Regions from separate parts of the Homo sapiens genome. Here region 2 is linked to region 1. The links are chromatin loops, found by intact Hi-C in ENCODE. Cell type or tissue: heart right ventricle. All regions are shown on one strand. Links, peaks and the distances in the headings refer to the core of each region. The heading gives the core; the rest is flanking DNA. Region 1 overlaps PAFAH2 (platelet activating factor acetylhydrolase 2). Region 2 has its middle 16 kb from the start of MIR3917.

What was found. A loop is a pair of places that touch in the nucleus more often than their neighbours do. Peaks named below come from ENCODE experiments on the same cell type or tissue, not always from the same donor. Only the 100,000 strongest peaks of a DNase experiment are listed, where the experiment ranks them.
Region 2: it touches region 1 in a loop (2.0-fold over the local background); 8 of 110 quality-filtered maps call a loop at or near these places.

The regions. Positions count from the first base shown.
Region 1 is chr1:25,988,321-25,993,697 of GRCh38, forward strand. It overlaps PAFAH2 (platelet activating factor acetylhydrolase 2), which reads right to left. Exons shown (of 11, transcript NM_000437.4): 2 at 2,407-2,543; 3 at 1,128-1,281; 4 at 1-7. The coding sequence starts at 2,496. Among named protein-coding and RNA genes, the nearest start is that of PAFAH2, 7.1 kb to the right of the region's middle. RefSeq lists an enhancer at 5,251-5,377. In heart right ventricle, for the core only: no CTCF peak of the experiment used is centred there; a DNase peak (open chromatin) is centred at 2,578; H3K27ac peaks cover 1,809 bases.
Region 2 is chr1:25,920,212-25,925,588 of GRCh38, forward strand. No RefSeq gene overlaps it. Among named protein-coding and RNA genes, the nearest start is that of MIR3917, 16 kb to the left of the region's middle. In heart right ventricle, for the core only: a CTCF peak has its summit at 2,428; DNase peaks (open chromatin) are centred at 2,590 and 2,930; H3K4me3 peaks cover 1,450 bases; H3K27ac peaks cover 1,611 bases.

The sequences.
Region 1 (5,377 bases), core at 163-5,162:
CAAGATCCTAGCAGAGACATGGGCTATAGAATATCTGGCTGCCCCAAAGCTGTTATCCCAAGGGCAGCCTGAGTATAGGTATGGGTGGGGACATGTGTTTCTCCCCTCTGGAGAACCACCATCGGCCCCTGAGCAGCTCAGGGCAGTTAATCACCTATTTCTTCTCCCTTTCTTCCCTAGGAAGAGTGAACACAACAGAAAATGGGAAGCTAAGCCAGGCGCAGTGGCTCACGCCTGTATTCCCAGCACTTTGGCAGGCCAAGGAGGGCGGATCACGAGGTCAAGAGACCAGCCTGGCCAAGTGAAACCCCGTCTCTACTAAAAATACAAAAATTAGCTGGGCGTGGTGGCGGGCTCCTATAATCCCAGCTACTCAGGAGGCTGAGGCAGGAGAATCACTTGCACCCTGGAGGCGAAGGTTGCAGTGAGCTGAGATTGTGCCATTGCACTCCAGCCTGGGCAACAAGAGCAAGACTCCATCTCACCAAAAAAAAAAAAAAAAAAAAAAAAAAAGGAAAAGAAAATGGGAAGCTAAGTCCAAAGTGGCAGTACTGAACCCGGGGTAAACTGCTGAGATGCCAAGGCACTGGGTGGAATTCCTAGGTGTGGGACCTTTGGGGGAAGTGGATGACTCAATGTTACCCTACTCAGAAGAGGGGTGACTGGAGGGAAAACTGCAGGAAACTGTACGCTCCTTGACAGTTAAGAATCTTTCTTTGATACACACAATAGCTGGCACAGAGTAGGAATTAATACATGCTAAACAAAGGAGCAATCAGTGCCATTTATGGAACACATTATATGTCCCAAGCACCGCATTAGAGGCTTTACGTACATCCCGTACTACAAACCCCCAAAGACATGTATTTAGACAGGTTCAGTAACTTGCCCAAACCCCATGGCTAGTAACTTATAAAGTCTGGATTTGAATCCAGGAAAGTCTAACTCAGTCACCAAAGCTCTTTCATATGTAATTCTCTCCCAACTCTCCATACCACACTGGCTAATGGATGCCCCTTACAAAAGCCTGGACACTGCAGGCTATAAGGTACTGCGTCCACCTGGGGATCTCCCAGGAACATAACCAAGCAACTGGGAAAGCATGCAGAGGTCAGGCCAGCCCTTACCCACCGCCAGGTTGAACAGCAAGCCCCCGCAGCGCTTATTAAACTGCAGGTACTCGGCCAGGCCAGTGCAGTACTCATAGCGGGGAATCCACAGGGGCTGCTCCATGGTCTCCTCTGCCTTTTGGCAGGGGTAGAAGAGTCGAAAGAAGCTCCCCTGTAGGAAAGAAGAGAGCAGCTGCTCAGAGCAAGGAGCCCAGGCTAGATTTCCCAACAGCCACACTCAGCAGGTGTTTGGGGCACCAGCAAAACAGGGCACCAAAACAGGGAAACTGAAGTTTCAATTAGCATGCCTGAATTTCACATTCAGAAATCTGGAAAGAAGCAATTTGATTTTTAGCATATATGTAAAGCTTACGTTATTTCAAATAGCCAACTGTATTTTGAATTACATTGTGGGAGGGGGCACCAAAAATATTTGAGTGCTTGGGACAATGAAAGATTTAAATCTGGCCCTGAACCTAGGCCTAGAGGAGCCCCAGGAGTTAGAGATTAGTTCTCGTGCTGAACAGGGTGGCCTTGGTAGCTCATCCAGGCCACTCTGCTCTAGGACAGCCCCTGGGAAGCAACAGCACACTCATTTTACATGGGAGTAGGTGAGGGGTTACTAGGAAGTGTGTGCCTCTCAAGGGAGACAGGAAGTCCAAGGGCTAGCAGAGAAAGACCTAGGAACTAAGCCAGGCACAGTGGCTCATGCCTGTAATCCCAGCACTTTGGGAAGCCGAGGTAGGAGAGTCGCTTGAGGCCAGGAGTTAGACATCAGCCTGGGCAACATAGCAAGGCCTCGTCTCTACTATATATACATATATATAAGATAGAGGACCAGTCCAGAAGTCAAAGCAGGAGGGGAAAACAGATCAAGGCAGGAGAGAGAAAAGGAAGCTGTCCCCCTACCCAGGTCAGGGAGTCCAAGGCCAAAGGCACACGCCCATGGCTCTTTCTCTCACACACTCAGATTATGATACGATTAAAACCCTTCCAAGATCAGGCATCTGCCCTCAAGAAAGGTGAGAGGATCTGCGAGCTGCCTCTAAAGCTAGAGTCCCCCCTTTCCTCCTAGGTGGAAAATGAACGCATTATCTCTGTCTATTGGGATGTTTCTAATGTTTGGAAAGAGGAAGAAAAAGCTCAGGAAGACAGACCTGGGGGCTTGATAACCAAATCCAGACCCGCTCTAATTCATTTTCCCCACCGTGGGAATACAGGATCAGACTTGTGATCAGTAAGTCACGGTGCCGGCAGAAGCAGTGCAAACAGAAGAAAGGGAGCTGGGGACACTTACCTGGAGATTCTGACCCTCCATCACATCCCCACAGCCTACGAGGTGGGGTCCTGTGACAGGTGGAAAGCCCACAGACTGGTTGACCCCCATTTCATCACCGGGTGAATCAAATGACTTGCCGGAGCTGAACTTGCTGGCTGGATGGGGGAACACAGAACAGCAGCCGCTTGCTGGTTTCCTCTCGGCTTCCTGTTGCTGAAATGTGTTATCTGTTACCCTGTCCACCCCTCCTTAGCACCTCATCCTCCCTGCCGTCGCTCATTAAATCTTGCACCTACTACTTTGCTACATTGCCTTTGCCAAGGTTGGGGGTTGTTTTTTATTTTGCTAGGGTGAGGAGATGGCTGGAAGACGAAAGAGAGCCATCCATACTCCTTACAGCCCATTAACGTATGTTTATCCAGCAGCTACTGCTGCAGAGACTGTCACACAGACCTTGCTCTCCTGAGGCTAATAGTAACCACTAAGATCCATTATTTACGGTTAGCACTGTACTGACCTCTTTATAGACACTATACACATTGCATCATTTCATTGTCTCAACCACTCTCTGAGGTAGGTACTTTTTTTTTTGAGACGGAGTCTCGCTCTGTTGCTAGGCTGGAGTGCAGTGGCATGATCTTGCTCGCTGCAACCTCCGACTCCCTGGTTCAAGCGATTCTCCTGCCTCAGCCTCCTGAGTAGCTGGGATTACAGGCACGTGCCACCATGCCCAGCTAATTTTTTGTTTAATTTTTAGTAGAGACGGGGTTTCGCCATGTTGGCCAGGATGGTCTTGATCTCCTGACCTCGTGATCTACCCACTTTGGCCTCCCAAAGTGCTGGGATTACAGGCGTGAGCCACCGCGCCTGGCCTGAGGTAGGTACTATTAAGACCTTGTTTTGGCCAGGCACGGTGGCTCACGCCTGTAATCCAAGCACTTTGGGAGGTCGAGGCGGGCAGATCACCTGAGGTCAGGAGTTCAAGACCAGCCTGGCCAACATGGCGAAACCCCGTCTCTACTAAAAATACAAAAATTAGCCGGGTGCAGTGGCAGGCACCTATAGTCCCAGCTACTCAGGAAGCTGAGGCAAGAGAATCGCTTGAACCTGGGAGGCAGAGGTTGCAGTGAGCCGAGATTGCACCACTGCACTCCAGCCTGGGTGACAGAGTGAGACCCTGTCTCAAAAAACAAACAAACAAACAAAAGACCCTGTTTTACAGATGAGGAAACTAAGGCATAAAGAGGTTGAATAACCTTCCCAAGTTACCCAGTGGCAAACCCATCTCTGCCTAATCCGGAAGCTAAGTTCTTAACCATTACTGATCCTGCTCAGGGGGAGATTCAGTTATACAGATGCAAAGTTACTGAACTAAGCTTTTTCTTAAAACCGTTTGATTTTTTTGAGAGACAGGGTCTTGCTATGTTGTCCAGGCTGGTCTCAAACTCCTGGGCTCAAACAATACACCTGCCTAGGCCTCCCAAGTAGCTGGGATTACAGGTAAGAGCCACCACACCCAGCTTTTAAACTACTGAATATGGGGTAGCACTTATGCTGGGCCTTTAAAGATGAGGAAGTTGAGAGGCAGGGGAGGAGGAAGAAAGCACTTATAGAAAAAATCCTAAGAGGAAAAAAAGCAGAGGTAGGGAAAAGTATGATGTGGGCAGTAGATCAAACAGATGCTTTCAGCATGACAGGCATGCACACTCCTGACTAGATAACATTCCTACGGCTCAGCTGCTTCCTAAACTGGTGCCAGTGCTCCCCTAACCCTCTTCAGTTTCATCATCTCCAACACCACCATCATCATCATACTTACTCTGTGCCAGGAACTATGTTTAGTGCTTTTCACATATTATTTTATTTAATTCTTTCAACAGTCCTCTGAGATACGTATTATTATCTCATTTTACAGATGAGGAAACAGATGCTTGACAAAGGCAATTTACCCAATAACATATGGCGAGCAGAGCCAGAATTCGATCATGGACAATGTGGTTGTAACATGAGAATGTCAAACTTCCCAGTGTCCCTTGCCTTGTGATTTGGGTGGGGCTGACCCCTCCTTAACCTCCGGAGTTGAGCCTTAATTAACCGGAGCCAATCAGTCCTTCTTATTCTCCGGTCAGTATTTGGATGAAAAGTGCGCGTATGGCATTAGGTTGGTCCAATAGGCGTAAAACCCGGGACTTTGGTATGACGGTTGAGGGGAGAAAAGTTATTTCCTGTGTTGGACTAGTGTGATGTGCAGATGTCACCTGTCAAGTGGCCTTGAACCACAGCAGCCACTTTTGCCACCTTGAGGATGAAGATACCCATGGTGGATGGGAAAACCAGAAGAATCACAGAGAAATAGAGGCCCATTTGTGAAGACATTAAGAATCCACAGATTAGACCATACCTGAAACCTGACCCACTCCTAGACTTTCTAGTTACATGAGTCAGTAAGTTCCCTTTCTTGGTTAAACCAACTGAAGTTAGATTTCTTTTGGTTGTAACCAAAAGCATCTAAATGGATACACACTGAGTCTGGGGTCCACATGTTAATGATTAAATTATTCTGCTTCCTTTAAGATGCTCTGGGAGGGATTCAGGAGTTCCAGTCAAAGCATGTCTGGGTAAGAAGAGACCTAAGGGAGCATTTCCGTCAATCCCCTCCACAATCGTTTTCCCCTTCTCCGCGTACATACACGTGCTTTACCAGGGAAGACACCAAGGTCCGGAGAGATTAAGTGAGCTGCTCAGAGTCACAAGCAGAACGATGATAACAACACACAGTCTCCTGGTTGTCAGCTGCCACTTGTCTGGTCTCAACAATCCTAACATCATTCTATTTAACTTTGAAAGATAAGAAATTATTTTCTTTCTACTACAGATAGCATCTTCATTTTGTTTCTTTTTAGCAAATTTAAAAACAAACCCAATTCTTTTGAAAAAGAAGCTAAGCTCCTGATGTCAGTGGGTTGTTCAGCCAGAGTGAAGGGGGATG
Region 2 (5,377 bases), core at 321-5,320, 68 kb before region 1:
TTGTAGGCAAAGAGGAATGGGGAGAGGGTGCCAGGAAGAGGAAATAGCACAGCCAAATGCCTAGAAGAAGCCAGCCTAGAGCAGTAGCTGAACTGCAAGTAGTTTGCCCTGTCCCTCCAGCAGGTTTCAAGTTGAGGGATGTTAACCCTGGATTTGAGACAGGGGAGGGGATCTGGGGCAGCAGCACCAAGGCCATTCCTTGTGAGGTAGGAGGCAGGACTCGACACTGAATGAGATTTAAGACTGGCTGACGTGCCTACCAGTGCCATGACAGTTTACCCATTCCCTAGCAACAACCTGGAAGTTACCACCTTTTTCTAGAAATTTCTGGATAACCGGCCAGGCGCGGTGACTCACACCTGTAATCCCAGCACTTTGGGAGGCTGAGGCAGGCGGATCACGAGGTCAGGAGTTCGAGACCAGCGTGGCCAGCATGATGAAACCCCATCTCTACTAAAAATACACAAATTAGCCAGGCATGATGGCACACACCTGTAATCCCAGCACCTCTGGAGGTTGAGGCAGGAGAATCACTTAAACCCGGGAGGTGGAGGTTGCAGTGAGCCGAGATTGTACCACTGTACTCCAGCCTGGGCGACAGAGTGAGACTGTGTCTCAAATAAAAACAAATTTCTGAATAACCTGCCCCTTAATTTGCATGTAATTAAAAGTGGATATAAATGAAACTGCAGAACTGCCCCTGAGCTGCTAGACTCCACTCTCTCCTCAGTGGGAACAGTCACGGAGCTGTAACACTGCTGCCTCAATAAAGCTGTTTTCTTCTACCACTAGTTCACCCTTGAATTCTTTCCTGGTGGAAGCCAAGAACTTTCCCCAGTGGAGCGCCAGTGTTGAGGCTCCCCTGCCCTGCAAAATGTGTAAGCCCTTTGGGGTTGGGCGGGGAGCTAGGACTTTAAGGATGACCATCTAGAATCACAACATTGCAGGTTCTTTGAGCTGAGGGACCTGATGGGTCACACAGTCACTCTTGAATCCCTTCCCTGCATGTTGAAAAACTAAAAACCCAAAAAGTACAAAGAAGAAAATAACAATTATTCATATTTCCTATCACCTGGAATTAAACCACTGTTTACATTTTGACATACTTGTCTCCAGTATTTCATGAACATGCAGCTTAAAATTCCTTAAGTAATATATTAATGTACTGCCATTTTTATTTTATTTATTTATTTATTTATTTATTTATTGAGACAGAGTCTCGCTGCGTCACCCAGGCTGGATGGCAGTGGCGCGATCTCAGCTCACTGCAACCCCCGCCTCCTGGGTTCAAGCGATTATCTTGCCTCAGCCTCCCGAGTGACTGGGACTACAGGCGCCACCACGCCCGGCTAATTTTTGTATTTTTAGTAGAGATGGGGTTTCACTATGTTAGCCAGGTTGGTCTTGAACGCCTGACCTCGTGATCTGCCTGCCTTGGCCTCCCAAAGTGCTGGGATTACAGGGGTGAGTCACTGCACCCGGCTCTCATTTTAAAAAATAAAATTAGAATATTACAAAGAAAGCTGAAGTTGCCTCTCATCTCCACTTGCTATCCCAACTCCCCGCCCCTCTCTCCAGAGACAGCCACTCAGATGAATTAGGAGTGAACTGGAACTGAACTGAAAAGAACTGAATTGAAAATAATTTTTCAGTTATTTTTTAAAAAATGCTTTTATGTTCTGTTTGAATGTAATCACAGAAAATCCACAGTTCTGCTTAACATGTTACAAAAATTGTATTATATTGTATGCATTATTGTGCAACTTTCTACTTTTACTTAATATATTTTAGAGCTCTATCCATTTCTCTGCATGCATAGATCTGGCTTATTCCTTCTGTGATGCAGTGACCCGTTATGTAGATAGACCCCATTGTATTCATTCATTCCCTATGGACAGCCCTTGAGCTCTTTTCAGTGGTTTGTTATTAGATATGGTCCCGCAAGAGACAGCCTTCCTGAGTACATGTGCAAATATTTTTCTAGGGTAGAGACCAAGACATAGGATTATCTGGCACATGTCATGAATATTTCCAGTTTAAAGACAAATCCAGAGAATGCATTTCCCCATAACCTCACCAATATTTGCCATTGTCTAATTTTATTCCTTCCTTGCATTTTTGTAGCTGAAAAGACCGAGGCCTGAGGCTGGGTCACAGAGTGGGTTAGGTTCAGGGTCAAGACTAGACCCCACATCGCTTGGGGAAAGGAAAGGCCACGGTGTGAGAGGGAGTTGGCGGGGAGGGAATGGCTGAAATTAAACATGGTGATTATCCCACCATCAGTGGAAGTTATCCAGCAGCAGTGGACATGACTGCGAATCCTCCAGAAAATGGCTTCGCTGCGCTCCACGGATCTGCTCTCCCACCCCACCTGCGGCTTGCACAGCGACACACAAGCGTTGTGATTGGCTCTTCCTTGGCTGAGACAAGGGTGGGGACCGAAATGGCGTCTCTAACAGCTGATTTTTCAGGGCAGCAGCTCTGTGCTAGGAGAAGAGAAGGCCGGGCTCACTGGCGGTGCGGAGCCCGCCAGGGCCAATCCGCATCCGGGCGGAGGTGCAAGCCCGACCGCAGTACTGACACGTGCCGCGACGTCCCCTCCCGGCAGCTCGCGGGGACCTGGGAGCGGGTGGGGTCTCTGGCTGGCGGGGAGCCAGGGCTGCGGGAAACCGCACGAGGTCGCGTTCGCGAGTGGCGGAGAAGCCCAGACCCCCGGGCGCACGCGGCCGCGCCCACCCAGGTCGCTGGGAGGTGCCCGCCCGGGAGGCGCCGCGGCCAGTGCCTGCCGTTAGCTTCAGGAAGAACTAGGATTGAGTAAGAAACGACTAGGGATGGAAGCACTTGGCACTCCGGGTCTCGGAGCAGGCTGGGGACGCCCGCGGCAGGAACCTGGTCCTCCACTCCGGGTGCGGACCAAAGTCTGCTAGGGCTTCCCCGAAGTGGATTCAGTGACTCGGGAGAGGACCCAGCCCCTAGGCCCCATCCCCGGTTAAGGGCCAGTCTTGGTCTGGGTGTTTCTCTCCGGGAGCTGGTCGCAGGTTTCCGTTTTCCTCTTCAAGGAAGGAAAGACCAGCGAGAGAATTCGAGGGAAAGAACAAAAGCCGCCGGCACCGCCCAGCCCAATTTTTGGAGCCTGGGAGGCTGGCTCCCTTCCTCTGACCGCTGGGACGACTCGGAGGGCTGGCGCTTTTTCCTTCACCACCATTTCTTCCCAGCGACCAACTTTTGAGTCCTTGCTGTGTGCCAAGCACTTCACTGAGTGTCATATCTCACTTCCTCCCCACGACAATTGTAAGACATGACAGGCTTGGAAAGGAGAAGTCATTTGCCAAGGTCACGCGTGGAAAAAACGAGGGCTAGGAAATTCAGATCCTGGGTTTTAAATATTTTTGTATTAGAAAGGGTCTAAAAGTTAAATATTTGCAAACCTTTGCTAATCTTTCACAGATCCTTTTGAAATAATGACTATTGAGAATAAACCCTGCAGACATCTCCATACCGTTTTGTGTGTGTGTGTGTGTGTGTGTGTGTGTGTGTGTGTTTTAACTTGTCAGCCAGGCAGGTCCGTGGGAGGAGGGAGCAGCGCGCGAATGAGAGTGTAAACAGGTAACGAACACTTTTCTGGAAAGCAGTAGTGCCATTTCTATCGAGAGCTTTAAAAACTGTGCGTATCCTCTACTCGGGAAATGGCCACCCTCTGTGGAGATAGCAATAGTTTTCCACATGTAAAATCCCTGGGACCCAGCAATTCCTTTTAAGGGAATCCATTGTAGAGATGGGTGTGCTTGCACATATACAAAATGGCATACACACGTAAGGACGTTCATGACTGCACTGTTTCAGGAGCGAAGGATGAAAAACAACCCAGAAATGTATCAATAGAATTGATTAATTTAATCTGGCACTTCCATTTAAAGGAATTCTATGCAATATTTTAAGAAAATAAGGCAGTTCTCTATTTTATGTATAGAGCAATCATCAAGAAATATTAAGCAAAAAGAGGAAAGTGCAAAAGTATCTGATGTGCTACTGTTTCTATATGAAAAAGGGATCTATATTTTAAAATATATATATTTAAATATATAGATTCCCCCATAAGAAATATACACATGAAGAAAACAGGCAACCACATTGCCTTTAAGAAGAAAAACCTAACTATCACACTAGCCTTTAAGTGAAAAAAAAAAAAAAGAAAGAAAAAAGCAAAAAAAAAAGAAGGAATCACTGCTAAACGACCAAGCAGGAGAATTATTATTCTTATTGTGTAACCTTTAGTACCTTTGGAATTGTGTGCCATGTTTACATAACAACAATTCGAAATTCAACTTAAAAAAATAAATTCCCTGCCTCTAGACCCAGTACTTCTCCTTTTTGGAATCTAGCTTAAGGAAGTTAATGGATTTCAGACAAAGATTTATGCAAGAAGATATTCACTGAGGTGTTATCGTACAGGAAAAAGATGTAGGCAACTTAAAAGCCCAACAACAGAGGAACAGATAAGAAAATTATGGTATGTACATGTACTGCCTACCATGAAATCATAAAAAGAATGTTTATAAAAAATTTTATTGACATGGGAAAATGCTTATAACATTAAGTAATGAAGTCCTAGATAGAAAATTGTGTATGCAAGCTGGGCATGGTGGCTCACGCCTACAGTCTCAGTACTTGGGAGGCTGAGGCAGGGGGATCACTTGAGGCCAGGAGTTTTGAGACCAGCCTGGGTGATATAGGGAGACCCAGTCTCTGACCACTGTAACAGGAGCAGGCATAAAAAAATAATGGAAGAAAACATGCCAAAAAGTAAACAATTGTGGTTGCTGGACAGAGACACTGTGAGTGATATTTTTCCCCCCTCTGTAGCTTTCTTTCTTTTCTTTTTTTTTTTCTTCTTTTTTGAGACAGAGTCTTGCTCTGTCGCCAGGCTGGAGTGCAGTGGCACGATCTCGGCTCACTGCAACCTCCACCTCCCGGGTTCAAGCAATTCTCCTGCCTCAGCCTCCCGAGTAGCTGGGATTACAGGGCATGCCACTACGCTCAGCTAATTTTTGTATTTTTAGCAGAGACGTGGTTTCACCATGTTGGCCAGGATGGTCTCGATTTCTTGACCTTGTGATCTGCCTGCCTCGGCCTCCCAAAGTGCTGGGATTATAGGTGTGAGCCGCTGCGCCTGGCCCCTCTGTAGCTTTCTGTAGTTTTCAATTTTTTTTTGTAATGGGCCTCTGTGGCTAAGATTTTTTTTAACTTAAAAATAAATCCCCACAGTATTTAGGAAAATTAAAGATAATTTTCCTTATTAATTAAATATGGGGTTTCACCATGTTGCCCAGACTGGCGTACAGCTCTTTATGCAGGGTTTATTTCTAGAAGTAGAATT